4 separate regions of the Homo sapiens genome follow, and regions 1, 2 and 4 are each linked to region 3. Evidence: chromatin loops called from intact Hi-C (ENCODE). Cell type or tissue: Calu3. All regions are shown on one strand. Each heading gives the region's core, and the rest is flanking DNA. Links, peaks and the distances in the headings are about the cores only.

Region 1 (6,315 bases), core at 634-5,633, 190 kb after region 3:
AGACAATGCTCACCCACATTGGGAGGACAATCTTCTTTACTTGGTCTACGGATTCAAATGCTAATCTCTTCTAGAAACACCCTTACAGACATACACAGAAATAATGTTTGGCAACTATCTGCTCCTCCTTTTGTCCACTTAACGCATAAAATTAACCATCACAATATAGTAAACTTATTTTTCTAAAATAGTTGGGAAGTAAGTAATTCTAGTTTAGTGGTTTTCAACTAGGGACAATTTTGCCCCCATGCCCCAACCCAGGGGATATTTGCAATGTCTGGAGGCATTTTTAGTTTTCACAGTTGGGGGCAGGGAGCTACTGGCATCAAGTGGGTAGAGGCCAGGGATGCTTCTAAATTTCTACATGCATGTGACAGCCTCCCACCACAAAGAATTATGGTGGGCATATTTCTTGGGCATATCAATAGCGCCAAGGTTAAAAAACATTTTTTTGCTTGTTTTTTGTTTAAGACAGGGTCCCTCTCTGTCACCCAGGCTGGAGTGCAGTGGCACGATCACAGCTCACTGCAGCCTCCACTTTCTGGGCTCAAGCCATCCTCTCACCTCAGCCTCCCGAGTAGCTGGGACTACAGGGATGTGCCATCATGCCCAGCTAATTTTTGTACATTTTGTAGAGAAGGGTTTTTGCCATGTTGCCCAAGCTGGTTCCGAACTTCTGGGATCAAGGGATCTACCCATCTTAGCCTCCCAAAGTGCTGGGATTACAGTTGCAAGCCACTGTGCCCAGCCAAAAAAAAAAAAAAAAAAAGGTTTTATAGTTAAAAAGTTAGCCTAGAGGCTGGTCTTCAAACTAGACACAACAGAGTCACAAGATTCCAGAGGAAATTTGCAAGTAATAGAATCCCAAATTAAAACTGACTAAAAAATCATGGCACCTCAAATTTTTTAAAGCCCAGAAATCATGGAAGTTTAGCAGCTCAGTGATGCCATCAAAGATGCAGGCTTTTCCATCTCTCGGCTTTACCACCCAGGAATGCTGGCTCTTAGCCTCAAACTTGACTCCTCATGGTCTCAAACTGATTCCTGCAGATCCAGGTATCACATCGTCATAAAGCCATATACAAAGGCAGAAAAGGGCAGTTTTTCCTCTTGAGTAGGAAGAAGAAAACCTATTCCAGAACCTATGCAGCACCTTTCATCTCGGTCTCATTCACAAGATTTGCATCACATGTTCATGTGTAAAGCAATCACTGATAAAGAGAATAAAATTGCGACATTAGGTTTAGGCTAATCAAAGTTTACCCCCTCAGGCTACAGAGGGACCATTTCCCCTGAGCTTATGGAACAGTGAACATCCAAATGACAGGAGATGTTGAAAGAACCAAACTAACCTGAAGGTTTTTTCAATGGTGCTTCCAAGCTAGCTGGTATTTGATTTCAGATGCAAATGATAAATTCCTAATTGGTTTTTTATTAAGAGAGGACATTATCCGCTCACATAACTAAAAATTTCAGGGATAGACACTGGCTTCAGATACACATGGATATTGGGGTCGGATGCCATCACCCAAACTTGCCCTTGATCTTTCTAGCCCTTAGTTCTGCTTTCCTCTGTATCGGCTTCATTCTCAGGCTAGCTCTGTTGTTGATAACACGACCCAAAAGTCCCAAGAACTGAGTCTCATTGGCTTTGACCAGTCTGACTTGAATCGCATGTCAATCATTGAACAAATCACCATGACTAGGGCAATGAAATGCTCTGACTGGCTGTAATTGGATCATATGCTTCCTCCCCCTAGTGCAGGAGAGGGATGCACTATAAGCAGGAAGGGTAATAGATGCTGGATTTGCAAAAACAACAAATGCTCACGACATGATACAGGAAAAAAACTATATAGTTTTGGCCTCTTGGTAACCTGAATGTTATAAAAATGCATAAACTCATTCCATAAACATTTGTTGAATGCTAACTATGTGCCAGATATAATGCACTGGGGAGGCAGACATAGTCTCTTCCATAGAGGACGCTGGTCCTCTCCCACTAACCCACTATATGGCCCTCAGTGAGCTTCTTGACCTCTGATTCTTCAACTCATCATCTGGAACAGGAAATGCTTGGGATGATTTCTGAGTTGCTTTCCAATTCTGTATTCAATTAATTCTATGACTTCCTTTCCACAAACTGCTCTGAATTTTTTTTCTAGATGCTATCAATCACACCAATTTGATTTTACTTGCATGACTTGTCACCCACCACAGAAGAATAAATGAAACCAGAGTGAAGTCAACTCAGAGCCCCTTTGTGACTGCATGACTGAACTTGGGCATCCAGAATTCACTGACTCTCACAGCCCAGACACCTTGTTGGTGACCGTGGTAAGAAAGCTGAGTAGAGATAGAGGGGCTCAGGCAGGGGCAATGGGGAAGGCTCCCATTGGGCAGAATGCTCTGGATCACATATACTGCTTTCACCTAGATCCTGGCTCCAGACTGGGAGAGACACTTTCAAGCCATGTCTGTAAGAGTGCTTGGCAAAAAGACTCGTTGATACCCTTCGTAGATTGCAAGCTAAAATTAGCAGCGGGCGTGAAGCTGACTCCTTCAGAGTGATTGCGGGGCCTGGAGGTGCTGGCTTCTGCTGATTACTCATGATGCTGGCTTTGCAGGGAAATGGTGGCAGGTGCTTAAAATGTTTAGTGACCCTTAAAAGACAGAATATTGTAGCTAAGCCCAAGTGTATATGTCTGTTCTATCAATCCTTTACTCTTTCCCCAAAGTGATGAGCTTTGTAATAGTCGAAGGGTAAGAGGAGTTGTGAAGGTCGGGCACTGTGTAACTTTAGGGGTGCCATGCATATGGCAGTCTAAGAAACCTAGGTGAGTGGTGCCCCCTAGAGTTACATAGTGCTCAGCCCGCACAACCATGTATGGCAGTCTTTAATGCTGAGTCCAAAACTAAGGTGAAAAGGCTGCCATGGCAGGAATCCAGAAGTTTTTCAATCAACCAACACATAAGTATTTAAGATTATAGCAGAAGTCAGGTGCCGTTGCTCATGCCTGTAATCCCAGCAGTTTGGGAGGCCAAGCTGGGTAGATCACCTAAGGTCAGAAGTTTGAGACCAGCCTGGCCAACAAGGCCATCCCCTATCTCTATTAAACATACAAAAATTAGCTGGGTGTGGTGGTGGACACATGTAATCTCGGCTTCCTGTCTTCTCAGGAGTCTGAGGCACAAGAATCACTTGAATCCGGGAGGCAGAGGTTGCCATGAGCTGAGATCGTGCCACTGCACTCCAGCCTCGGCAACAGCGAGACTCCATCTCAAAAAGAAAAAAAAAAAAGATTATAAAGGATTACAGCAGAAACTGTAGGAGCTCTGCCCATATCCCAGGTGATATGGTTTGTTTGGTTGTGTTCCCACCCAAATCTCATCTTGAATTGTAGCTCCCATAATTCTGACATGTTGCGTTGTAGGAGGGACCCAGTGGGAGATAACTGAATCATGGGGTGGTCTCCCCCCTAATGTTCTTGTGATAGTGAATAAGTCTCATGAGATCTGATGGTTTTATAAGGGGTTTCCCCTTTTGCTTGGCTCTCATTCTCTCTTGCCTGCCGCCATGTAAGACCTGCCTTTCACCTTGTGCCATGATTGTGAGGCCTCCCCAGCCATGTGGAACTGTGAGTCCATTAAATCTTTTTCTTTATAAATTACCCAGTCTCAGGTATGTCTTTATCAGCAGCATGAAAATGGACTAATACACCAGGTCACCTGTAGACATTTCCTGTCCATGGTTATGGCCTCTTGTGTCTCTCTACCTGAGGATGTTTTCTGCCACAGGGTGAACTAGAAGTGCCCAGGAGATAACGTTCCCAAGAGTGACACTCAACCAATTATGAACGGGTATTGGCCAATAAATACATTCCCCATTCTGAGACAACTCTGTGCTATTTTTCTAGTGTCCCTTAGAGCTGTTCTGTTCCACAGAGTTGTCACTAGCCACAAGGGACTATTGAGCACTTGAAATGTGCCTAGTCCAAATTGACAAGAATAAAATAAAAATACACCAGATCTCAGAGACTTGGTATGAAAAAGAAATGTAAAATATCTCATTTATAATTTTTATATTGATTACATGCTGAAGTGATGTTTTGGATATATTAGGCTAAATAAAATATATAATTTCATCTATTTCATTTTACTTTTTAAATGTGGCCACTACAAAGTTTAGAAGTAGGCTGGGTGCAGTGGTTCACGCCTGCAATCCCAGGACTTTGGGAGGCTGAGACGGGCGGATCACTTGAGGTCAGGCGTTCAAGAACAGCCTGGCCAACATGGTGAAACCCCATCTCTACTAAAAATACAAAAATTAGCTGGGCGTGGTGGTGGGTGCCTGTAATCCCAGCTACTTGGGAGGCTGAGCCAGGAGAATTGCTTGAACCCGAGAGGCAGAGGTTGCAGTGAGCTGAGATCGCACCATTGCACTCCAGCCTTGGCAACAAGAGCGAAACTCCGTCTCAAAAAAAAGAAAAGAAAAAGAAAAATTTAGAATTACACATGTGGCTTGCATTTGTGGCTTGCATTCTATAGTCATACACTGCATAACAACATAATATACCGACAGCCTGCATATACAACAGTGCTTCCATAAGGTTATGATACTGTATCTTTACCGTACTTTTTGTAAGTTTAGATATATAAATCTTTACCATTATAATTGCCTACAGTGATCAGTATGGTAACATGCTGTACAGGTTTGTAGCCTAGGAGCAAGAGGCTACTTCATATAGCTTAGGTGTGTAGTAGGCTGAACCCTCTATGTTTGTGAGTGCAATGATGTTCATGCAATGACAAAATCGTCTAACAATGCATTTTTAAAATTATTATTATTTTTTGAGACAGAGTCTCACTCTGTCACCCACGCTGGAGTGCAGTGGCACAATCCTGGCTCACTGCAACCTTCACCTCCCAGGTACGAGTGATTCTCCTGACTCAGCCTCCCCAGTAGCTGAGATTACAGGCGTGCGCCACCATACCCAGCTAATTTTTTTGTATTTTTAGTAGGGGTTTCACTATGTTGGTCAGCCTGGTCTCAAATTCCTGACCTCAAATGATCTACCCATCTCTGCCTCCCAAAGTGCTGGGATTACAGGTGTGAGCCCCTGCTCCCAACCTAACAATGCATTTCTCATACTGTACCATCATGAAGCGGTGCATGACTGTATTTCTGTTGGATAGAGCTGTCTGAAAGGGTCCCCCACAGAACTGTGCCCCGTTGCACACAGGAGGTAACTCACTTTGTCACATCCTTTTCTGTCCTTCCTTTCCCTGTCTCACTTTCCTACTTCCTCACCAACTTACGTGGGATCACCCCCCAAATCAATTAATATAACCCAAACCTTGTCTTGAGGCATACTTTTTAGGGTAACCTAAACTAAGGAACAGATTTACTACGTACAGGAAATCATGTTAATATCTACCTTTCTTTATATTCAATTTGCTATGATCCTGTAGGGAGATAAAGACACTAACAGAGAAGAGGTTAAATACCAGATTTAAATAACAGAACAAGAGATGTGCATAATTACCTCTCAAATGAGTAGTACAGAGAGCAAGTGCTAAGAGTTCAAAGGAGAAATGATATTAATATGGAATGGTACGGTTGGGGAAGGAGATTTCTGCTTGGCCCCACAAGATCCAACTGCTGTTTGCTTTGCTGCCAAAGGACGGTTGTGAAATGTAAAGCCTGGGCAAAGTCCTAGACTCAAGGAATGACTGGTGCCTAACATGAGCTGTGTGTTTTGTGGGAAGTACACTTCAAATTGCAGTGTGTGTGTGTGTGTGTATGTGTGTGTGTGTCTTGAGAGTATTATGGGGGGATGCCAGACCTGATTCTCTTATTTCACTCATCCTGCTTATAAACAAAGCTGACGGTTTTGGGAAACTGTCAGGGAAGTAGATGCAGCCTACTTCAGAGAACCCAAACAAAACACACTTTCCAGAAAGGGATCAAACACTCTACTCCTTTCCCATCAGGACCATGCTCTTTGTGACTGAGATGAGCAACTGTAACTATTACCATAGGAAAGCAGGCATGCATTCTTTGAGCATTACTGACCACTCACGATGGTCAGGCATTGTTAATAATAGCAGTGTAGAAAGCAAACAGCAAATGCGTTGTAGCTTTCAGGAAGAAGAAATAAACCCCTGCACCACCAGTCTTTGAAAATAGGCAGTCAACAAACCAAAAAAGGGCATAAAGGAAATCAAATATCCAGAAGAATTGACATTTTGGCAGAATTATCCATTCTTTTCAATCTCCCCCACCCCCACCTTTTTTTTTTTTTGAGACGAATT
Region 2 (6,315 bases), core at 373-5,372, 120 kb after region 3:
AGGCTGGTCTTGAATTCCTGGGCTCCAACGTTGGCCTTCCAAATTGCTGGGACTATAGGCATGAGCCACCATACTCAGCCTCTGAGATGGGTCTTAAAGATGAATGAGAATTAACTCCACAAATAGGGAGGGTAGGAAGAAATTTCCAAGCAGAGGGACAACTGGTGAAGACAAACAATGTAGGAAAGAGGTATATTATGTGCTTTTTCAAACATATACATCTATATATTCTTTCACACACACACACAAATGGGAACATGCCATTCTGTGCCTTGCTTTTTTCCACTTATTAATAGATCAGTTCTAATGGTAACAAAAAACGTTCTACAGTAGTGATGATGGTTATGCAACTTTGTGAATATTCTAAAAACCACTTTAAAAGGGTGACTTTTGGTCGGGTGCAGTGGCTCACACCTGTAATCCCAGCACTTAGTGGCAGCCAAGGCGGGTGGATCATCTGAGGTCAGGAGTTAAAGACCAGCCTGACTAACATGGTGAAACCCTGTCTCTACTAAAAATACAAAAATTAGCTGAGTGCGGTGGTGGGCATCTGTAGTCCCAGCTACTCTGGAGGCTGAGGCAGGAGAACTGCTTGAACCTGGGAGGCAGAGGTTGCAGTGAGCTGAGATCACACCACTGCACTCCAGCCTGGGCAACAAAGTAAGACTCTGTCTCAAAATAAAAAAATTTTGAAAGGGTGACTTTTATGATATGTGAATTATATCTCAATTTTAAAAGAAAAGGAAATAGTGTTTATAGGGAAATCTGGTTGTCCCCCAAAACTCAAACTCTGGTAGTGATATTGCAGATATTAAAAGTGAATATAATGTATATAATACTATAGTATGTGACCCCGATCACATACAATTCCACTTCTGGTATATGTCTAAAAGAACTGAAAGCATACACTCCAGTAGAAATTTGATCTATTGGATCCCGATTACACACTATAGTATTATATACATTATATTCACGTCCAATATCTGCAATATCACTAACTAGAGTTATTTGAGTTTTGGGGGAAAACCCAATTTCTGTATAAACACACTATAGTATGTGATCCCCCGGTCCCCACCAGAATATATTACATTCTCAGTGTGGCTGAGACCACACTGTGCAGGCAGCCATCCAGCTTACGTCTGCCAAAGACTGCGTCCGTTAGAAGTGATGGCGCCCCGCCTCCCACAGCACAGCAGCAGCTTGTGTGTTGATGACACACTTAAGAGATACATAGAAATGCATTGTTGTTGGGACCTACTGATATCAGAGGGTTTTGGGCCTGAAGGCTGAGTACCAGAGGAACTCAAGACACTGACAGCTTTTTACTAGCTCTGTGTCCTTGGACTGAATTTTTTCATGCAAATATCCTCCTAATTCATCAGCAAAGACTCACTGCTTATGTGCCTAGCACTATGCAAAAAACAGGGTAGAATAGGGTTTCAGGTCACCTGGTTCAGCTCAGATAGAACTTTTGTTTGAGAACCTGAATTGGAATGTGTATGTTCTACTCATTCTTTCTGTGTGTGTGTGTGTGTGTGAATTCTATTACTGATCACACGCAAGGTGCCACGCACTGACCCAGGTGTTGGGTATCCCTCTGCAATCAAGGATCTCTGCCCTCAGGGTGCTTATAGAACTAGAGGGATAGCAGAAAATGAGACAAGTGCCAATGATAAAGTATGGTGCGAATCGTGGTGCAGGACAGGCGTTGAGAGCTTGGCCCACAGAGACTGACACCTCCCTGGCATTGACCTTGAAGGATGAGTATGAGCCAGAAAAGGGGAGAACAAGAGGGAGAAAAGGAGGGTATTTCAGGCATAGGGAGCAATGTGGACACAGACAGGGAGGCAGGAAGGGCAGGACTTAGCAACTTAGAAATGAAAAAATTCAGCTGGGCGCGGTCGCTCACACCTGTAATCCCAGCACTTTGGGAGGCCTAGGTGGGTGGATCACCTGAGGTCAGGAGTTTGAGACCAGCCTGGCCAACGTGGCAAAACCCCTCTCTACTAAAAATACAAAAATTAGCCAGACATGATGGCATGCGCCTGTAATCCCAGCTACCCAAGAGGCTGAGGCAGGAGAACTGATTGAACCTGGGAGGTGGAGGAGGCAGTGAGCCGAGATCACGCCATTGCACTCCAGCCTGGGCAACAGAGCAAGATTCCATCAAGAAAAGAAGGAGAGGAAGGAAGGAGAGGGAAGAGAAGGGAAGGAGAGAGGAGGAGAGGAGAGGAGGGGAAGGGAGGGGAAGGGAGGGGAGGGGAAGGAGGGGAAGCGGGGAGGGGAGGGGAGGGGAGGAGAGGAGAGAAAAGATTCTATGTGGCTAGGATGGGACTAGGAGAAAGACAGGGAAGGATGCTGCTGATTTGGGCCTTCTAGCCCTGGAAGATAAAGCAGTCAGTGGGGTCAGCGAATGCCTCACCAAGGCTAAATTGCGATGAGGTTGTTCTTTAAGACAGTAGACCATCCCATTCCATAAGCACTTAAGGAATGTTCCATGTATGCCAGGGTCTGGGCTAAACATTGAGGACTTCACAGCAATTAAGACATCCCTGACACTTGCAGGGCCCCAAAGATAAAGAGTACTGTTATCCACTGAATTGTCTCTCTCCAAAATTCACATGTGCCCAATGCAACTGCATTTTGAGATAGAGTCTCTTTTTTTTCTTTTTTTTTTTTTTTTTTGAGATGGAGTCTCGCTCTGTTGCCCAGGCTGGAGTGCATTGGCATGATCTCAGCTCACTGCAACCTCCGCCTCCCAGGTTCAAGAGATTCTCCTACCTCAGCCTCATGAGTAGCTGGGACTATTGGGACTATAGGCATGTGCCACCATGCCTGGCTAATTTTTTTTTTTTTTTTGTATTTTTAGTAGAGATGGGGTTTCGCTGTGTCGACCAGGCTGGTCTTGAACTCCTGACCTCAGGTAATCCGCTTGCCTCAGCCTCCCATACTGCTGAGATTACAGGTGTGAGTCATGGTGCCTGGCCTGAGATAGAGTCTTGAAGGAGGTAATTGAGATTAAATGAGATCCTGGGCATGGGAGGGCTAATTCAACAGGACAAGTGTCCTTACAAGAGGAAGAAGAGGCCCCGGGGATGTGCACACACGGAGGAAAGGCCGTGTGAGGATGCAGTGAGAAGGCAGCCACCTACCAGCCAAGGAGAGAAGCCTCAGGAGAATCCAGCTCTGCCAGCACCTGCATCTTAGCCTCCAGAACTGTGTGAAAGTTCATTTCTGTTTAAGCTGCCCAGTCTGTGGTATTTTGCTATGGCAACCCTATCTGACAAATACCAGTATGAACAGAAGTTCCAGCTCTCTGCCTCCCCTTCCTGCCCATGAGAGGCCCTGCATATATGTGTAGATCCCAGCCCATGCATCCAAGTTTTCTGCTCATATGCCAGCAACAAGCATCTGTTGGCCCCCAGAAGGCCTGGCAGGTACACACACAAGTGGTGTCATCCACCCTTGGGAAGACAGGCACAAGGAGGAGGTTTGGGCAGTCCCTGGAAATGGGCTCAGAGCTGTTTGGGCAGAGAATTTGGAGGTCCAGGGTACCTTAAGTGTGATCTGGAAGGGAAGCACCTATTCCAGATGGGCAGATCCCATTGGACCCATGGATTCCTCTCCCTGTGAGGAAGAGTGTGGCCAGAGGGGAGCCAGAGTGGGGCCATCTGAAGCTCAAAGATCAAACAGGGGCCCTGGTTGTCTGGGTCAAGGGCATTGCTGGAGGCAGGGGCAATGGAAGAGGGAGGCTGTTCCAGGAGATCAGCACATACAAAGGATAGAACAGCTGGGCGCAGTGGCTCATGCCTATAATTACAGCACTTTGGGAGGCCAAGACAGGCAGATCACTTGAGGTCAGGAGTTCAAGACCAGCCTGGGCAACATGGTGAAACCCTGTCTCTACTAAAAAAAAAAAAAAAAAATTTGCTGGGTGTGGTGGCAGGTGCCTGTAATCCCAGCTATTCAAAAGGCTGAGGCGGGAGGATCGGTTGAACCCAGGAGGTGAAGGCTGCAGTGAGCTGAGATCGCACCACTGCACTCCAGCCTGGGTGACAGAGTAAGATTCCATCTCGAAAAATAAAAGGAAACCTGGGAAATACAAGTTTCCCAGGGGTCCTCCTGGCTGGAAGTTGAAGTAAGGAGAAGTAAGAGATGAGGCTAAGGACTCAACAGAGGCTGGACCAAGCAGGGCTTGTATGTCTCACCAAGAGAGCATGTTCTTGTGGGTGCAGTGGGAGCCACCTGCTTAGCTGGCTGCAGTGTGGGGAGATGGATTGGAGGCCTATCAAGTTTTAAATTCAGTTTAGGGCCCTTCTAGGATCCTTAGCCTGGCTTAGAGATAGACATCCACCAACCCTGAGAAGCGCATCTCCTTTCAACTTAAACTTCTCCCCAGCCAACTAGCTTATCACTTTTCACCAAGATCAAACCCATGACAAATTTGCTTTTGGAAAGAGAACAACAGGACCCAGCTTGCCTTACTACTTGACTCTTCCCACCTAGTGCTCCATGTTAGCTAACCAGATACATAACTATTTTTATCATGTTTCCCTTTTCACCTGGGCCACCAGGATTCTCTCTTCCTTTTTTTTTTTTTTTTTTTTGAGACAGAATCTTGCTCTGTTGCCCAGGCTGGAGTGTAGTGGCATGATCTTGGCTCACTGCAACCTCCACCTCTGGGGCTCAAGCAATTCTCCTGCCTCAGCCTCCATGTAGCTGGGACTACAGGCATGTGCCACTACACCTGGCTAATTTTTGTATTTTTAGTAGAGATGGGATTTCACCATGATGGTCAGGCTGGTCTCCAACTCCTGCCTTCAGGTGACCTACCTGCCCTGGCCTCCCAAAGGCTGGGATTACAGGTGTGAGCCACCGCACCTGGCCTTTTTTTTTTTTTTTTTACTTTTACTTAGCTTCTGATTCTCTGGTTGAATGGATGTTCTCTCTTGATGGTCTCAAAAGGTGAATATAAAGCAAAACTTGTTAACAGTTAAAATCATTTTTCAGCCGGGCCCAGTGGCTCACGCCTGTAATCCCAGCACTTTGGGAGGCTGAGGCAGGCGGATTACATGAGGTCAAGACTTCAAGACCAGCCTGGCCAACATGGTGAAACCCCATTTCTACTAAAAATACAAAAATTTGCCAGGTGTGGTGGCGGGCGCCTGTAATCTCAGCTACTTGGGAGGCTGAAGTGGGAGAATCACTTGAACCTGGGAAGTGGAAGTCACAGTGAGCCAAGATCGTGCCACTACACTCCAGGCTGGGCAACAGAATGAGACTCCGTCTCAAAAAAAAAAAAAAAAAAAAATGGAAGAAAGAAAGAAAGAAAAAGAAAAAAGAAAAGAAAAATGGAGGTTAAATCCCCATGTAGTGGCTCATGCGTTAATCCCAGCACTTTGGGAGACTGAGGTGAGCAGATCATTTGAGGTCAGGAGTTCGAGACCAGCCTGACCAATATGGTGAAACTAAAAATACAAAAAATTAGCCAGGCATGGTGGCACACCCATGTAATCCCAGCTACATGGGAGGCTGAGGCAGGAGAATTTCTTGAACCCACAAGGCAGAGGTTGCAGTGAGCCGAGATCACGCCACTGCTCTCCAGCCTAGGCAACAGAGCAAGACTCCACCTAAAAAAAAAAAAGAAAGAAAGAAAAAGAAAAACAGGGGTAAAAAGGCAGCAGACAGGGAGGTCAGCAAGACATAAGGCCAGAGAGACACGCAGAAGCAAATCACGAAAAGCCTGAATAAGGAGTTTGGACATTTCCTAGAAGACAGTGAGGGATTGTGCCTCAGCATCCACAGCTGAAGTGGGGGGAAATGATCATACCCACCTCATAGGGTTGTTGTGAGATTAAACTGCTTAGCATAATGATTGGTTCATATTAAGTGTTCAATAAATGCTCAATAATTATAAATATCATTGAAAGATTTTAGGGAGACTAATAACATGGTAATATAAATCACTGTTAATATGACAACTACCATTAATTTAACATCTGTATGTGCCAGGCACGGTGCTAAGCACTTCATGTACATCACTGTTTTTCTCCTAAGCATTATTACTGCTTGAAATTGCATCACACATTTGATTATGCAGTTACTGCCTGTCTCTCTCACTAGAATGAAAGTTCCATAAGACAGACGGAAACCTGTCTATCTTGTTTGCTGCTGTCTACCCAGTGCCTAAAATGGAGACTGACTCCTGCAGTAGGAGCTCAATAAGTAATTTCTGGATGAAGAGAATGATCCCATTTACAATAATCCAGAGAAATGAATTGTATTGCCTTGATTATTTTAAATGAAGAAACTGAA
Region 3 (6,315 bases), core at 604-5,603:
TGTAGGATGGATGGATAGGTAAACAACTGAATAAATGAATGAAACCCTTTAAGACAAACTGAGGCAGCATTAATCCATTTGTCAGACCTCATGAGAGCTGCATGGTATCTTCATTCTTCTCTCCTTCCTCTTCCTAACCTGTCATCTACCTAATTTGGCCTGAGAATTGGGACCCTCCAATGGTTCCAATATTGCCTTTAACCTAAAGTTGCCGAATTTAATACATAAAAGCACAGGACACCCAGCAAAGTGAGAATTTCAGATAAACAATGAAATGAATGAAACAATGAATGAAATAAAATTTTTACATACTTAACACTAAATTTTGTTTTGCTATCAGAAATTCTAATTTTACATGGAAACCTATATTTTACCTGGCAACTCTACTTCAACCCCTGTACCAAACCTGGACCGTGTTGTCCCTCAGCTCCATGCCCTCTCTTCAACTCTGTATAATGGAATATAGATGACCTCTGTATAATAGGATTAGGTGAACTCGGCAAACTGCGTTTCCCAGAAGCCTTTGCTAACTGGCTTTGGCTGGGTTTTGCAAATGGAAAGCCCAGGTGGGAGAAACAGTAAGAGAGAAGTCAATGTCATTTTCTCCCTTCTTCTTTGCCTCAGGCATTATCTCTAGTAGCAGCTGTGTCTCCTCTATAACTCTAGCTCCTGCCAGAAAGCTCTCTGTTGTTCCAGCTTCCAAAGAGTGACCTCAGCTCCTAGGCTCTGGTCACACCATCCCCTCTCTGTTCCTCTGGCCTAGAAGAGATAACAGCTTCCTGCTGTTACCCATCTCTGAGTTTTGCCTCATGACATTAGTTTGGCTTCTCCATTGTTTGCGCATCTGTGTAACCTACCCCCTGTATTAACTTCCTTTTGTATTAAAACCTCAGGAGGTTTCTGTTTTCAGCCCTGATTCTACATCTCAAGTCTCTGACTCCTTGTACAGCCTCCTGCCTTGTTGCTAGGGATAACTTTTCCAAGACCGTGGGCCAAGGATAGCATTCTCAGTACTGTGTCTGTTTTCAAGCCCTTTCTCCCATATTGTAGTAACAGCTTGCTTTACCTGGTCTGATGTTTGGGGAAATGGCCTAATTATTATTTTATGAGTAACAGTAATAGAGCTAATATTTATTGAGCAGCTACTACATGCAAAGTACTGCACATGCTTCATCTCAGTCACCTTTCAATGTAAACTTATGACTTGGTACTATTATCCCCATTCACCAAGTGAAAACCTTAAGGCTTAGAGACTCAGGTGATGTACTTAGGAAGAGCAAACCCAGACACATCTGATTCCATGCTCTTAATCATCCTATTCTGCTGCCTGGGAATCCAATCCCATCTTTCTCTCACACCATCCCTAGACTTTGTTCTTAGAGCCAATGCTAATTCTCTCAGAAGATTTGCGTATCTTTAGAAGCTGGTGTGCAGGGTTTTTCTTGAGGGGTCTTGGAGTTTTCAGCCAGCAGCCTGAACCTCAAGACTGCTTCAAGTGAACCAGTCTCAGTGGTATATGTGTGTATGTGGGGGAAGGGTAACAAAGAGGAGGTGACCTTGAAATTTGCAATAAAGTCACTCTGTCCGCTATCATCATGGTGAGAAGCCAGCCAGGCAGCTCTGCAGGAGACCCAGGGAGACATGAAAGGCATACAGAGCCAAGTTGAAGGTGTCATTAATCAGGCAGAGGTACCAAGGGAGTATCTGCTCAACAAAATATGGAGTGTCACCAAGCAGCACTGCGAGAAGGCCCCCAATGTATGTTACCTTACAAAGACCCATTTTATAACCAAAGTAAATAATGAGATGAGGTTAACACCCATTCCTCCATCACTCTTTCCCATTCTTTGGAAAATTTCTGTTAATAGAGTCCTGTGTGACCCACAGAGTTGCCCCCAGAGGAATGCAGATCCCATGGAGAAGCTCAAATGCCGAAGACCTCAGCCCTGTTAGCCCTCAGCTGCCAGCCTTGCTCATATCCAGCTTTTTAACCTCTGCAAACCAATATCTATCATACCCATGGCATAGGTGGCAGGGAGTGGGCAGAACACCAGGTAGGGATAAAGCTAGCATGATTTAATTTGGTCAAGTTCCCTGTTCTGGACAGTGGTGGAATAGAAAAGGTAGAATAAGGTCTGGTCAGACTGGGAAGCAAATGGGGCTTATATCTGGCAGTTTCCTTCTGGACACTCCACATCAAGCACCCAATGCTCACAGAGCATTGCTGTGGTGCCCCAGAAAGGCCACCTCCAAAGTCCCATTGATTCATTCAATATTTAACAAGTATTTACTGAGCACCTACTATATTCTACGCGTTGTACTGAAGGTAATCCTAGACTCCCTATGTGAAGAAAGACTTTCCTCATCTTCCATCCTATTCCTTCAAGATCTTGCTCTCTGGTCGTTTGTTTTATTCTGTCCAAGAAATGCTAATTGAGCAACAAGTCCATGCCAGGCACTGCAGTTGGATATACAATAGTGAACAAGACAGACCCAGTGAGTGGGACAAGTTGGAAAGAGTACCGGATATGGGGGTGAAACATGGACTTTGAGCAGGTTGGTTTAACCCCTCAGAATATGTGTTTTCCCACTGGCAAAATGAGAGTGATCCTGCCCAATTCACAAAGATTATAAATCTCAGATATGAAGGATGTGAGAATGCTGTGGAAAGTGCTTATCACTCATGGCCCTGGTTGGCATACTCAAAGAGTTATACGAAGAATATTTAATGAAAGGACTATTTATAGAGGTAGGGGAATGATTGATAGAGAGCCCCTCAGAGACTAACAGTAGCAGAGAAAGCTGTTACCACCAGGAAAGCACTAAGGGTTGAGGGGGAAGAGTGTGAGACCAGAACCTCACAAGAGCGTATAACAGAAGCTGCGGCCACAGGTGGAAGAATATGGCCATTATCAAACCCCAGCCCAGCAGGGTGTTTTAAAATGTAGGTTTTATTATATTCAGGGATGGTGAAGACCAACTGCCATTAGAAAGATCGTTTGTTGGCCGGGTGCAGTGGCTCACGTCTGTAATCCTAGCACTTTGGGAAGCCAAGGCAGGCAGATCACGAGGTGAAGAGATCAAGACCATTCTGCCCAACATGGTGAAACCCTGTCTGTACTAAAAATACAAAAATTAGCTGGGCGTGGTGGCACGCACCTGTAGTCCCAGCTACTCAGGAGGCTGAGGCAGGAGAATTGCTTGAACCCAGGAGGTGGAGGTTGAAGTGAGCCGAGATGCGCCACTGCACTCCAGCCTTGGTGACAGAGCGAGATTCTGTCTCAAAAAAAAAAAAAAAGATCTTTGTTACCCACAGATCCCAAGTGGAGGGAGCTTCCCAAGCCTTGCAGGGCCACATGGGGGCAGCACCGTGGTCAACATGGTCGGTCAAGAGGCAGAGGGAGCAGGAAGAAAAAGTAAGAGCCTTTATTGTGATTTCTGAGGGAAGAAATAGGTGAGGCAGGGTAAGCAGGTGTAATATTAGCTCATTTGAATAATTTCAGTAGGCTCTGGGGCATATAGGCTGTCTCTAGTTCTCTGGTACCGGGCTCTGGGGTGATTAGGGCAGGTGGGTAGTGGCCCAGAGTGTGGGAGGCTGATATGGGAAATGTGTAAGGGAATGGGCTTCTATCAGTTGATTTGCATATGGAAATATGTAGGGGATGGGCTTCTATCAGTTGATTTGCATATGCAAATGTGTAGGGGATGGGCTTCTATCAGTTGATTTGCATATGGAAAGATGTAGGGGTGGGCTTCTATCAGTTGATTTGCGTATGGAAGTTGCACTCCTGGAGTGAGCTGTTTGCTCTCTATAGGAATTGCCCAACCCTGGGACGGGCATTCTGTTTAGGGTCAGCAAGGCCCCAAGATGTTGATGTATCAGAATAAAAAGACATGCTTAATACACAAGAATGAAGTTGGCAACAGGTAGAGAGAATGACTGATCCTTCTCTCCTCCTTTCCTTGAATCCCCTGCCACTCGCCTCCTTATTGGCTGAATTCAGCAAGAAGCCAGAGGGCAAGGGACCTTGGTTGATGCTGTCTGTACAGTTTAGCCTTCCAAGGAACAGAGTGGGAAGGAGAAAGAGAAAGTGAATCTAGAGGGGCAAGTGGAGACTCCAGCATAAATGCTGTGGAGATGTGAAGTATTATTAAGTGGCATGCTTTATCATATATTTGTTTCTAATGGGGCCTGTCATCCGTACATCCTTTCAAAATAATAATAATATCCCATATATTGAGCATGTATTAATTGCCAGCACGGTATTAAATGCTGTACATACTTTATTTAATCCTCATTACAAACAGGCATGATATTACTGTTCCCATTTTACAGATGAGGAAAGGAAGGCTTGAAGATATTCACTGACTTGCCTAAGATTACACAGCTGGATTGGTGTCCAGACCCGTCTGACCCCAATACTTATACTCGTGACTGCAATGTAGTCTTGGGGGCTGATTCGTTCTTTTTCTCCTTGTTACTGGTTTTTGAAGACTCTGTTCAGATCTCACCCCTTCCACGAAGAGTTGAAACATAACTTCAACCACCTCTTTTTTTTTCGAGACAGAGTTTCGCTCTTGTTGCCCAGGCTGGAGTGCAATGGCGCAATCTCAGCTCACTGCAACCTCACCTCCCGGGTTCAAGCGATTCTCCTTCCTCAGTCTCCCGAGTAGCTGGGATTACAGGCATGCACCACCACGCCTGGCTAGTTTTGTATTTTTAGTAGAGACGGGGTTTCTCCATGTTGGTCAGGCTGGTCTCAAACTCCTGACCTCAGGTTATCTGCCCACTTCGGCCTCCCAAAGTGCTGGGATTACAGACATGAGCCACCAGGCCCAGCCCCTCTTTTTAAATATCTAATCTTATATATGTAAATAACATTTTCTTATATTTTTATATTATTGGTGTATTAATTTCCTAGCACTGCCATAACCAAATAACACAAACTCGATGGCTTAAAGCAACCAAAATTTGTTCTGTCATCATTCTGGAGGGGAGAATTTTGAAATCAAGGTGTTCACAGGGCCATGATCCCTCTGAAGATTTTAGAGAAGAAGACTTCCATGACTCTTCTAGCTTCTGCTGTCCCTAAGTGTTCCTTGGTTTGTGGAAGCATCACTCCAATCTCTGCCTCCACCTTCAGATGACCCTTTTCTCTGTGTGTCTCTGTCTGTTCTCTACTCATCTTATAAGGACACCACTCGTTGGATTTACGGCCCACCCTAATCCAGTATGAACTCATCTTAACTAATTATATCTGCAAAGACCCTATTTCCAAATAACGTCACGTTCTGAGGATCGGGTGGATGTAAATTTGGGGAGGACACTATTTAACCCACTACAGTTGAACTTTGTTATCAACTGATTACTTTTTTTAAGGTTTGACTCTATGTGTATGTCTCTTATTACTCAACCACCCTATAAACTCCTTGAGATTAGGAGGCATGTGTAATGTTTTTCGGATCCCTCATTTTCATAAACACCTAAGTATCTGTTGAATGAATGAATGATTGAATGGGTGAACTAAGAGATAATAGAAAGGGTTGCAAACTCAAGAACCAGGCTGGTAACATAAATGTGGGCTGGAGTAGACCTGACAGGGCTTTAGGGGGAACTGGAGGGCATGTCCTAAGTGAGGGAACTGCTAGTCAACTCCAGACAACTCTTGCCATGTCAGAATCAAGTCCAGAGTTGCCAAGAGAACTGATTTTTCAATAGAAGCAGAAAATATGGCTTTTTACATGAAGTGTCCCAAGTTTTAAATGTTGGCAATAAATTCAAACTTCTAAAACACAATACAGAACAGACAAAATGTACTGATGAACTGGATTTGGGGTACAGGCTACCCCCTCGTAACCTCTACTTAAAACCCAAAAAGTGACTCTCAAGGCATCATTTCAGGCAGGCCAGTGATGAAGACATTTTTGACCCAGCTGGCCTTGTGGTATCTCTCCTAGGATTATGTGTGGGGTCAGTGTTTATGGAGCCCTGCAAAGATTTACAGGTGGAGGATTCATGTCCTGGTCAATTCATGCATTCAGTATTTATTGATGCTCCACTTTGTGTGATGCTGTATGCTAGGCTGGGCATACCCATCAGACCAAAATAGACATAATTCCTGACCTCATGGAGCCTGCCTGGAAAGGGAGGAGACATTCAACTGATGGTTATTTAAATAACTTTAATTACAATGATGGTGAACTGAAAAGAAGATGGCAATTTCTTCCTCTCTCAGTTTTTTGTGATGTTTGTTTAGTTTATCTGAGGATGAAATTTGTGGAGGGGACCACTATTACAACCTGGAGAATCAAAGT
Region 4 (6,315 bases), core at 641-5,640, 220 kb after region 3:
GATCATGCCACTGCACTCCAGCCTGGCTGGAAGAACGAGACTCTGTCTCAAAAAAAAAAAAAAAACTGGCCAGGTATGGTGGCTCATGCTTGTAATCCTAGCACTTTGGGAGGCCAAGGTGGGTGGATTGCCTGAGCTCAGGGGTTCGAGACCAGCCTGGGCAACAAGGTGAAACCCCGTCTCTACTAAAATACAAAAAATTGGCCAGGCGTAGTGGCTTACGCCTGTAATCCCAGCACTTTGGGAGGCCGAGGCGGGTATATCACGAGGTCAGGAGATAGAGGCCATCCTGGCGAACATGGTGAAACCCCGTCTGTACTAAAAATACAAAAATTAGCTGGGCGTGGTGGCGGGTGCCTGTAGTCCCAGCTACTTGGGAGGCTGAGGGAGAGAACAGCTTGAACTCGGGAGGCGGAGGTTGCAGTGAGCTGAGATGGCGCCACTGCACTCCAGCCTGGGTGACAGTGCGAGACTCTGTCTCAAAAAATATAAATAAATAAATAAAATACAAAAAATTAGCCAGGCATATTGGCGTGTGCCTGTAGTCCCAGCTACTCAGGAGGCTGAGGTAGGAGAATCGCTTGAACCTGGGAGGCGGAGTCTGCAGTGAGCCAAGATTGCGCCACTGCACTCCAGCCTGGGCGACAGAGCGAGACTCTGTCTCAAAAAAAAAAAAAAAACCAAAAATAACACATATACATGTTACATGTGTATCCATGTATCATATCCTCACAAAGGTCTTTTAAAGAAAACAGCTGACTCTGGAAGGCTATTCCAACAATTCTCATGAGATGCATTGTATTTTCCTTCAGTGGTACTTAGAACCCAAACCCAAGAAATTCAACTGACTTAAAAGCGAACACCCAGAGTAAACAATGCAAGCTGGTCTATTACCTCTGGGAAGTGGTCTGGAACTTGGGAATGTGGCCACCTCCCAGATCCGCCTCCTTTGGAATCACTGAATGGTGGTGGCCTGAATGTCCACCATTGGTCCCTATTTGCTCCAAAGTAGAGGTGGCCAACATGCTTCCCAAAGCAGCCAACTTCCAAACCAACTGATCACCAGGTCCCTCCTGAACCGCAGTCTCTGAGACCTTCAAGGGATCCTCATGCACTACACGATGTCTTGGGGGAACCATTATCCCTAGATACCAAATCTATTAAATTATTTGAATTCTCTGAAAAGATAAGTCCTTAGATATTAAAGTGTTCAGGGCTCATACCTGTAATCCCAGCACTTTGGGAGGCTGAGGCAGGAGGATCACTTCAGCTCAGGAGTTTGAGGACAGCCTGGGCAACATAGCAAGACCTCATCTCTACTAAAAATCAAAAAAACATTAGCCAGGCATGGTAATGGAGGACTGTAGTCCCAGCTACTCGGGAGGCCAAAGTGGGAAGATCGCTTGAGCCAGGGGGATCAAGGCTCCAGTGAGCTATGATCACACCACTGCATGCCAGCCTGGGGGACAGTGAGACCCTGTCTCAAAAAAATAAAAAATGAAGTGTTCATATGGGGGGGCGGGGGCGGTTAAAGATGAAACCAAGAAGTATGTGACAACCTTAACATAAGAATTTACTTTTTAATTTCTAAAGAAAAATCAAAGGGGGGGGAAGAAATTTAAAAATATGTTTAGATATAAAATGTGCTACGAAGCAACATCAACAGGGTAGTAAAAATGTGCGTTTTTTTTTTAGGCCAATTAACCTGTTTTACAAGCTGCAACTCAGCTGCTGAAAAAAGATATTTAAATAGCCTCAAAGACTAAGCCCCAAATGTCAAACTGACTCTATTACTTTGTAACTAATGGAAATTCTGACCTGGGAATCTCTACAATTAAGTTCTTAAAGCTTTGAACCTCTACTATTAAACCGAACAAAACTAGAAATTACCACTACTGTACTATTTTCGAAAAGCAATTTCTTAAGAAGGTGGACACAAAAGTGGGGCGAGGAGGTAGGAAAATTAATTTAATTTTGTATCCTACTGAGAATCCTGGTATTAACACTTTATTTCCCCAATAAGTGAGTCCACGTTATAGCTACAGAACCTCAAGGAGTCCCAATTCTACTGGTAAATATTCACTGTTTTAAGTCTTTTGTGTCGACCGAAGGCTGAAGGGGAAAATGCTCTTGAGCAAGTGGGTGGCTTCGTTTCTGACTCACAGGCAGCCCCAGATTTAAAACAAGGAGAGAAAAACAGAAGTCCACCCGTACCATCAATTAGTTATTTTCAAATATCAGCTACTTTTTCACAGTATTTTTTGAGAGATCATTAGTCCAAATCAAAATGTGAGGCAAATTTACATAGCATGATATAGAATGCCTTAAAAGCAGTATAAGACCAAGGCAAAGGGAAGATCCTTATCTTTCAAAATGAAAGGGAGCTTGGCAAGTATTCACACCAAGATGCGATGCCTGAATCCCATTTGTTTTGCTGAAGTCATTTAAAACTCAGGAAGACATCTTCTGCCAAAAATACGGCTGCACCAAAATACTCCATACCCTCTGGAAAGAGCATAAAGCAATGTAGCTGACCTCTCAGCCACAGGCCACGTCTGCCAAAGAAAGAAAAACAAAACCTCCAAACTGATACAAAAGCCAAACATGAGCCTGGTGAGATGGGAGAGGCTGGCACTGCACCAGTGAACACCTCAGCCAGTATTCCCAGGAACACTTTTCAATTGTCATTGGGGAAGAGGGAGACCCACCTTCAACAACTGCATTATGATCTCTGACTGCCAAGGCCAAAAATGAAAAGTATACAGAATAGAGAAAAAAAACAACATTCTCAAAGTATATTTAACAAGAGAATAAGCAATTTCAATTTCACTGAAAAAGTAAAATGCATCCAGTGACATTATTTTCTAAATTTCTGCTGTTAATGTAAGAAAGATGGTGAAAATTCCTTCAAAATGCTTAGGAGTTCTAACACATCAAATCTGATCATTTTGTTTACATTAGGAAACACCAGACATTGTGGATCTCTTCTTTAAAAAAACAAGAATTTTATTTTACTGCATTTTCACCCTCAAGACATGTCTCGTAAAGTCTGAGGATTAAGCTTAGAAAGAGGAAGATTCAAAGCAACACAATTACAAAATGAACATCACTGGAAATATCACATGGCTTTAAGACTCATAGATTTGTAAAAATGTTAGTGATAAATCTCATCATTTTCAAAGATGGTTCTTATGTGTGGGCTTGATCTTTAAAGGTTATTTGGTTTTCATTATTAGAAACATTTTTCATCTCATTTTGCCCTTCTCAGTGTTAAGCTGTTAGAGCCTGCCACCTAGTGGCGATGTGTTCTGAGACATAATGTTAAGATATAACACAAACCGACCTTTCTGAAGAATGCCAAAGAACACCAACTCAGAGGGGAAGAAGTCATCAAGATCAGCCTTAGAGATAAAGCCAGCCTCCAGCATCTACTGGGCAATTAACTCACTGCAACTTAATAGGTGGAAATGATTTACTTCGGCCATGACTAGAACCCTAAGCATTTTTGACAAGTACAATGTTATCGGGTAACCAACCTAACACAATGCTGGGTTTTTTTAAGAATTCAAAATAAATAATCATTACCCCAATTTTGGAACTTTTGGTTAGATACTGAAACTCAAAGGGTCATTATATAGCCATTATAAATGATAATGAGACACCTTACAGTAACCCAGAAAAACATTCTCAATATAACCAAACAGAAAGGCAAAGCAAACCGTATGTCCACTATGCCTTAGAATGAATAGACTATGCCTGCATATGGATAAAGAATAAAAAGAAATATATCAGAATGAAAAGACCTGAGAAATGATGGCAGTATCCATTTCATATCTAGCAGAAAGCGTAATACAGAACAGAAGAAATGTTTGTTGAATGAACAAAAGTATGAGCTTTTAAGGTTCTTTCATACTGTTTTGCCATTACCTTTCCAATGAAAAATGCTAGGCGGTCTGAACGTTTCAAAGAGTCTTCAATGTAAACCAGGAATGCAGGACACAGTGGCTCATGCCTGTAATCCCAGCACTTTGGGAGGCCAAGGCAGTAATATCATGTGAGGTCAGGAGTTCGAGACCAACCTGGCCAACATGGCGAAACCTCGTGTCTACTAAAAATACAAAAACTAGCTGGGCATGGTGGCGGGTGCCTGCAATCCCAGCTACTCGGGAGGCTGAGGCAGGAGAATCGCTTGAACCTGGAAGGCGGAGGTTGCAGTGAGCCGAGATTACGCCACTGCACTCCAGCCTGGCGACAGAGCAAGACTCCGTCTCAAAAAACAAAAAACAAACTAGGAATGTTTTAGGATACAGTTCCCCCAAGCAAGTGTCCTTGACCACTTTTGCAGCTGGATCATGTAAGAAAAAAGGGTATGTGTCATCAAAAAACATCTAATAACATCTTAGAAATTCACAGTGTACATTAGCATATCGCAGGACCCAAAGGGTACTACAAGGGAGCAACCCACTTATCTTAATTAACATGATCATCCCCCAAACTGATTTGACCACAAAATCCTTTAATCCGAAGAGCACCTATTAACCTTAGCACACAGGAGCAGAGGTAAGAGGGGTCAGAGGGGGGACATACACCCCAGCCCCAGTTGGCAGGGGTACCACACAAGATACCAGCCTGCAAATTCTAGTACAGAGACACCAGAATGGAGAAGGAAGGGGAGCAGAACATGGTTTTGGGAAACGCTGCTTTCAAAGATCCACCGGAAGTATTGATTAAATGACTGCTAATACATTTTTTAATGGGTTTCTACTTTTAGTACTATGTAAGTTTAGCAGCAGCCGTGATCTGAAATAACTACAATAGCCCCAGCCCTCTTTCCAAGTGGTTCATATGAGACTCTTACTAGTCCAGGTTTTCCCATAACATACCATCTTTTGTCATAGTACAGTTTGCCATCTTCTATCCGAGCTTCGAACCTCTGGGCTGGAGATTCCGCGGGTGTTGCAGGCAAGTGCTCAGGAGAGGATGGAGATGCTGGAGGAAACCAATACTTACGTGACTAAGAATGTAACAAACACATGCGAGTCTACCAGTTAACATGCTTTAATTGAAACACTATCAGAATGTGGTAATAATCATCACTGAGCCCTTACAGTGATAATGCATGGGATTTCAGCAAAACTCTTGTATATTCCATCTAAACTTGATCATCAAAGCAACCCTGGGAAGTAGGCAAGGCAGATTAGCCTCTCAAATGGAAGAGACACCTGGGTTTCAGGAAGATTAAGGTCAAATGTGCAAATACATAAGGTCACTTAGAGTAGGACTAAAGCCCTGGTGATCAAAGGGCAAGTATTATGAAAATCTCTTAAAAATGCAATCGTTTTCAGCAGGGTGCGGTGGCGCACACCTGTGATTCCAGCATTTTGGGAGGCTGAGGCAGGTGAATCACGAGGTCAACAGATGAGACCATCCTGGCCAACATGGTGAAACCCCATCTCTAGTAAAAATACAAAAGTTAGCTGGGTGTGGTGGCACATGCCTGTTGTCCTAGCTACTTGGGAAGCTGAGACAGGAGAATCACTTGAACCTGGGAGTCGGAGGTTGCACTGAGCCGAGTTCACGCCACTGCACTCCAGCCTGGCGACAGAGCAAGACTCCATAATCCAAAAAAAAAAAAAAGGAATCACTTAAAGAACTACTAACTTTACACTCACACAACTCCCTCACCCCTCCCCATCGTGCCTCAGAAGGTCAGGATGTCTGTGGACCGCAGTGGCCCCCAGGAAGATATTACCTAGAAAAAGAAGACTCTTGTTTTCTTCCACAAGACTCAGTAAGTAGAGGGATGTGTGAGTAATCGAGTAATCGAGTAATCATGGTGCTTTAAACAAAAAAAAGATGTCACCAATTCAGAATTCTAGTTGGCAGCTAGCACTGATGATCTCAAGTGCTGTTCCGGAAGGAACAACTATGAATACTGAGCTGGTTGGTCTCTTCTATGAACTGCGAGTCAGAGCAGCCTTGGAATGCCTTACCAGAGTCAGGCCACGAAAAGCCACGGGAGCAGAACTGCCTAGGACTTGGCTTTAGAAAGCCAGTAATACTTAAAAATCCTTCTGGTTTCATTTTCAAAAATGGATGTGTACTTAAATCTTATGCCTGATGCCTACACAGAAGGAAATCAATCAATCAATCAAATGTCTCTTTTATGATAAATCCTAAGAAAAAAATAAAAACAACAAAGCAGGGGTTATGAAAAAAAAAGAAATCAGGGAGGGGTATAGTTAAGGTCCCCTTCAGTTTTCATGATGACTACTCTTAGGCAAATGATGAACATTTCATTTTTGAAAATTGCAA

The links. Peaks named below come from ENCODE experiments on the same cell type or tissue, not always from the same donor. Only the 100,000 strongest peaks of a DNase experiment are listed, where the experiment ranks them.
Region 1: it touches region 3 in a loop (2.3-fold over the local background); 24 of 110 quality-filtered maps call a loop at or near these places.
Region 2: it touches region 3 in a loop (10-fold over the local background); 2 of 110 quality-filtered maps call a loop at or near these places.
Region 4: a loop joins it to region 3, with 8 times the contacts of the local background. A loop is called at or near these places in 24 of 110 quality-filtered maps.

The regions. Positions count from the first base shown.
Region 1 is chr12:118,432,746-118,439,060 of GRCh38, reverse strand. No RefSeq gene overlaps it. Among named protein-coding and RNA genes, the nearest start is that of SUDS3, 59 kb to the right of the region's middle. In Calu3, for the core only: no CTCF peak of the experiment used is centred there; a DNase peak (open chromatin) is centred at 2,850.
Region 2 is chr12:118,495,337-118,501,651 of GRCh38, reverse strand. No RefSeq gene overlaps it. Among named protein-coding and RNA genes, the nearest start is that of SUDS3, 120 kb to the right of the region's middle. In Calu3, for the core only: no CTCF peak of the experiment used is centred there; a DNase peak (open chromatin) is centred at 3,251.
Region 3 is chr12:118,619,868-118,626,182 of GRCh38, reverse strand. No RefSeq gene overlaps it. Among named protein-coding and RNA genes, the nearest start is that of LINC02460, 28 kb to the left of the region's middle. In Calu3, for the core only: no CTCF peak of the experiment used is centred there; a DNase peak (open chromatin) is centred at 3,362.
Region 4 is chr12:118,402,086-118,408,400 of GRCh38, reverse strand. SUDS3 (SIN3A corepressor complex component SDS3) reads right to left here. Exons shown (of 12, transcript NM_022491.3): 10 at 4,884-4,989. Among named protein-coding and RNA genes, the nearest start is that of SUDS3, 29 kb to the right of the region's middle. RefSeq lists an enhancer at 3,354-3,403. In Calu3, for the core only: CTCF peaks have their summits at 3,106 and 3,318 (motif pointing left); a DNase peak (open chromatin) is centred at 3,300.